Linked DNA regions of Homo sapiens: region 1 is linked to region 2. Evidence: chromatin contacts called from ENCODE Hi-C data. All regions are on one chromosome and are shown on one strand. Each heading gives the region's core, a stretch centred on a gene start or an enhancer-like site at or near the end of the contact. The rest is flanking DNA. Distances are from core to core; before and after follow the strand shown.

Region 1 (2,700 bases), core at 53-2,552, 1.6 Mb after region 2:
TTCTTAGGACGTCACCCCAGAGCTCTCAGCCCGCAGGGAAACAGCTTAGAAATCAAGGAGCTGAACTGAGGCTGTCATCTGTTTTTCCGTGTCTCCTGGCTCTCGCCAGCCTGTGCAACGGTGTTTTTTGGCTCCTCTCTTTGTTTGGAACGCACCCCACACCTGGCTCACCTCCCACACTGGGCATCAGGGTGCCCTGTGTGGAGCTAGTGTCCCTGCAGCCAGCTGTGCGTACTGAGAGCTACTGCAGGAATCAGCTAGCAGCAGGCGCTCCGGAGCAGTGCTCGTAACACCTCCTGGGCTGTTCGAAGACAGCGACCTTAACTCCCACACCCATGCGGCTTTCATGGGGCCAAGGTCATTCCTGAGCTTGATTTTCAGCAAGGCAGAGCAGGCAATTTACCAGCGGAGAACTGTGCTCACGGGCTCTGTCATGAACCCTGAAGTGGCAGCCCTGCTTTATGCACGGACCCTGCAGCATCCCCAGAGGTGACTGTGACCCCGGGCACTGCTCCGAGCAGGCTGGGTGCGGGTATAGATTCACAGCCATCAGTGGCTCAGGCATTCCATCAGGAAGACGTGCAGCCCGCACCCCGGCTTTAGCGCAGCCCCAGTGCCCAGTGCGGGGCCGCTGCCTTTGCGCTTCTGCGTCTACGTCAGGCTGGACGCACAAGGAGACTCGGCGTCCTGTTCATCCTCGGTAGCAAGCGACCGTGACGCAGCCTCGCACTACTGCAAGCCTCAGCCTCCTCCTTAAAATAAGGGCATAGATCTGAGATCTCTGAAATCCCTCCCAGCTCTGACATTCACACAGCTCTCTCCTCTCCTTCAACACACTGGATAAAGGAAATTACGGTTTTCAAGTTCTGTGGTTTTGCTCAGAGCAGGTTTTTCTTCCGCTGCCACTCCTGAGATAGTCCCACTGAGGTCAGGTGGCCCGCACAGGTGCTTTGTTCTGGTCCTCACCCTCCTCCCACCCGCCCCCTTCCCTTCTCCAGCCCCCTCTGGCTTCTGCAGCAGGGCTTGCCCACCTCTGAGTGGGAGTGAAAAGTAGGCCCTCCTGCTCCCCTGCCCTGGTGGCCTCTTCACCACCCAAGGCTTGGCCAGCAACCAGGTGACCCCGAAGCACCCGGCCTGACCCCTCTGCCTCCCAAAACAGGCCATTCTCCCTGTGCTGCCTGTGGCCAGCCCTGACACCCCCACCTGGCGGTCTGGGCGGTCCGCAGTAGGCCTCCACCTGCTGAGGGCATTGTCAGCGTCACCTGAAAGTCACCAGCTTGCCGGAACATTCTTATGCAAAGACATGAAGAATCAATTATAAATTCACAGGACTGACGTTTCACTAATCATGGGGCTAAAACTCCCCAGGGAGGAAAGTTCCCTGTTCCACTGGCGGGCTTTCATTTGCATTTTAAGACACATTAATAGAAAACGACGGAATGGGCTTTTCTTTGTGGCACTGTGGTAGTAACACCACCACCAGGCTCCGAATGTGAGTCTTCTTCCTGTATTGCTGGGACTCAGTACAGAACATATTATTGCATTTCAAAAATACTTTTACAATGGACATGATTTAATTTGAAAGTTCAGCTTAAGCTTTCATTTTCATGAGTTAAAAAAAGGAGGCAAAAATGTTGCAATTAAAGCCAAGCCAAGCATATGCACTCTCTTGCCATCTAGTGAGCATACAGGGTATTGCAACAGTGTGTGATCTTAATAATATGGGGTATCCTGTTAATTAAATTATGTATATGGGCTAACAATGAGTTATTTAATCAGCCATTTAATTATCTTGAATAACATTTTTATTACAGTGAAATAAATACCAATTTAACTTCTTAGCAATGAAATGTATTCATACGTTTTAGCCCTGGATAAATCTGCATGATATGCTATAATGCACAGTGGCATGTATTATAAAGCATTGAAAATGTCACTATCTTCACTTTTTAAATACTTCTTCCTCTCCTTAGGCCTCACTGTAGCCTTAGGGCACCTGCACTGGCAGACCATATGGATGCAGGTGCCTGCCACCTTAGGTGGCTTGGGCCCCCCCTCCCCCGGGTGCCCCTGGGAGGCCACTTCCCTCCTGGTGTCCCCACAGCTCGCCAGTATGCACATCAGAACCCGCCGTGGCTCCGCACATGATGGAAAGGAGCACGCAGCTGCATCAGCTACCTTCCGTCTTGCTGAAATTAGACTGCAGAAGTCCTTGCTGGTTGCAGAATGGTTGTAAATCTAGTTTCACGGCCTGTAAACACGTGTGGCTGCTGAAAAGAAATGGTGAAGATTGAGCTAAAATAGACTTGTCCCTGGAAGTAAGTCATTCATGTCCTTTACAAAAGCCAAATCCACAGGATCTGGAGAGTAGGTTAAGCTCTCTTGAGGAGCTTCTTTTGGCCATTTTACCTGTGAAGGGCTGTTTCCTCTTCAGTAAATAAAGTCATTAAGTAACCGTCAACCTAAGGAAACTTTGTAACACAATCCCAAATCCTCATCTGCTGTATTGACGATGGGCCCCCTGAAGTGCCCCAGAATTCTTCCCCCAACTGCAGCCCGGACACACAGACACGTGTCATGTTCACACCTGAGGGACTGGCGAGCGCTACTGTTGCTGAGCTGGTGGGAGTGGCTGCCGGCGGGTGCAGGGGCCCCCGAGATCCCTTCTCTGCCGCGCCTGCCCCCGGCCTGGAATCCAGC
Region 2 (2,700 bases), core at 84-2,583:
CAGCCACCAATACATACTTGGTATTACTTTTTGCTTAAGAAAAGAAAAAGATTCTTAAACTTTCTAATTCAAGTACATAGTGCATGTTTATTTAAAATTTATTCATTTTAATATGGCTAAACATTTTTGAGATGTTCTTTTTTGTTGGGGCAGAAGGAAGTTGACTCTTCTGCTCAAATTTAAAGTGAGATATTATAGCCAAATAATTCAGTGAAAATCATATTTTTACTACCTATAAAAGTTTTTGTGGTAGTTTTTATGTGTTTAAATGTCATTTATGAAAGTATAATCCATTGTTTGATAAGAAAATAGGTGTTTTAACCAGCACCTGTGGCAACTTAATGTCCTGTCAAATACTTTTATTGCTTGGTTTATGTGTCCTTCTTGTTATAGGAGAATATGCCTTTTTAAAAAGCTTATTAATAGCACTTTCCCAATTTATATCTTAAAAATCCAAAGAACACTGGATTAATAAAATTTGGGAGGGTAGAATAAAATAATTGATGACTCTTGCTGCATTTCTCGGGTGGGATGGGGCTGTTGGAGAACCTGAACTACTTTGAAAACATTAGGTCTCAGTATAAATACAACTCACAACTGCTAACTTGGAGGGTGGCGGGGGAACACTGTGAGTTTTGTTTTGTTTATTGATTAGTCTTTAAAGTAGGGCTTTTTTTGAGATTACTGGGCCATCATTAAATGTGATTATGTAAAGAGATTAATGATACATATGGAGGGCTCTACCCAAGTCCGCTAAATAAGCACTACTCAGGTGCAGACTGCAAGCTCAAATGTATCTGTGTTATGAGATTAACGGAAAATAGCAAGTGTGCTGCTGAAGTCTACACCAATGGGGTTAGATGAGTGCTATGCCCTTAATTTTAAAATCAAATTAGGTTTCAGTAAAAAAAGTTTTTAAAATGTCCTTTTTCATCATGAAAACAAACAAAACTATATTGATTTAGCTCATTTTTAGAGCTTTCACTGTACTGAGGAAGAAAAAAATCATTGGAAGGAGGCTTTTCTCTCTTAAAAGGATTGTTCTCATTTCCAGGATTTCGAGTTGGGCGGGTGGGGCGTTCATCCCAGGCGTGCCACTTGCTAGCCGCGTGAATGAATGTGGGGAAGCTGTTTGGCCCGAGAAGGCTCACAGTCCTCCTGGGCCTGACGTCGTCTCCTTCTCTTGAGACGCCTCTCCACCCGCCTGCATAGGTTCCTGTGAACGCCACAGTTCAGGCTGCCCTCAACGTCCTCACTAGCGCCCAGAGCAGAGACATGCTGGAAACACTGGCTGTGTCTCCCTGAGATAACCAGCCCCCGGTTTTCGGGGGTGGTAATTCAGCTTTTCCGTCTTTAGGTGGTGCTTCTAGACCACATAAGGCAGCCCAGAATGGCTTTTCAAGGGTTCCTCCTTCCAACCGCTCTTGGTATCCATTTTTATGTTACTGTTCAAGAATTTAAGGCTCTTTAAAAACTCATAGATTTACATACAAATTTCCTAGCTTTAAGAAATCTCAACATTAAAAAAATACAATGTTCTGAAGTCGATGGATGGGGAAGTGACTGTTCATCTAACAAAAGGGATCTTCGCCTCTCAAACGGAGTCAGCTCCAGGATCCTCGACCACGGGCGTGGCGTGAAATCGATTTACAAACACGCGATTTGTATCTGCCCATCTAGGAGCATTGCCTTTTCCACGAAGGAAGCCCAGGTGGGACAATCAGCATCCCCCGTGGATAGAATCAGATGGCAGCCTGTGCTGCACAGCTTGGGTTTGGAAATGGCAGAAGAGATTGACTGGGTTTCCATGGAAACGGCCTCTCAGCTCCCTTTCAGGGAGGCTGCGGCTCTCAGCGCTGCAGCACTCAGGCTGCTGGGGAGCAGAGTGGGGTTGGAAAGAGCACCACTCACCTAGCGCCCCGCCTGCTTTCCTGACAGTTACCACGAACAATAACAGCAAGGCTATTTTAAGTTCCTGTAGATGGTTAAGGTGTAAACTTGCATTAAATAAAACGCTTGGTTATATATACATATGTATATATTTTCTTTTCTATTCCAAAGATACTATTGCTAAAAACAACTGGAGAAAGAAGATGATGAACAAATAATCTTGAAACCCACACGAGCTGCCCCACGGATATTTTCAAGACAAAAATAGTCCTGATCTTGCTTCATCTCTGGTCATGGGTTTGCCTGAGATTAAGAATTTAAGAGAAATAAAAAATAAAAAAAAAGGAAGAAGAATTGAAGAAAAAATAACTTTTGGTTGTACATATTAAGAGAAAATAACTTTTGGTTGTACATATTACTATCTGGTTGAAAAAATGTGTCTTGTATAGACATTTACGAGTGGTGATGGAAAAATCATAATAAAATATTTTAAGCAGTATTTACATTACAGCCAACGTGCAGAATTCAGGCGAATTCTAAAAAAACAAAACAAAACAAAACAAAACCACCCAAGCAACAACAAGAAAACAAAAAGTAAAAGACAGGGACGCTCAGAAGCATTTGGAACTCTGACTTTAAGGCAAGAGCCCTTGTCAGGTAGAAACATCTGTTCCTGTTGCTTTTGCAGATCTGAGGCATCTGAGGAACCCTTGGACTTGACCCCTTGTCCCCTTTGTGCTCCTGGCCTTGTCTTTACTATTCACCACCAAAGAAACAATCTCTGTGAGCCTGTGTAAGAAGCGGCATTGA

What was found. Hi-C counts contacts between places; a loop is a spot of excess contacts on that map. Pooled maps may share reads with other maps.
Region 1: a map of A673 shows a loop between it and region 2 (4-fold over the local background). The contact joins two enhancer-like sites. A Hi-C loop is called at or near these places in 4 of 168 maps with a recorded cell type or tissue (A673, chondrocyte, esophagus muscularis mucosa and 1 more), 1 of 37 single-sample maps with no recorded cell type and 10 of 50 pooled maps.

The regions. Positions count from the first base shown.
Region 1 is chr2:3,460,754-3,463,453 of GRCh38, forward strand. The region is part of intron 8 of TRAPPC12 (trafficking protein particle complex subunit 12); the gene reads left to right. Among named protein-coding and RNA genes, the nearest start is that of TRAPPC12-AS1, 21 kb to the right of the region's middle. RefSeq lists an enhancer at 1-802. Within about 2 kb of position 1,303, at least 8 of the 41 ENCODE cell types and tissues checked have a DNase peak (open chromatin) inside an H3K27ac peak, as active enhancers do; they include A673, where a contact is called at or near this core.
Region 2 is chr2:1,853,643-1,856,342 of GRCh38, forward strand. All of the region lies in intron 18 of MYT1L (myelin transcription factor 1 like), which reads right to left. Among named protein-coding and RNA genes, the nearest start is that of PXDN, 110 kb to the left of the region's middle. Within about 2 kb of position 1,334, at least 2 of the 41 ENCODE cell types and tissues checked have a DNase peak (open chromatin) inside an H3K27ac peak, as active enhancers do; they include A673, where a contact is called at or near this core.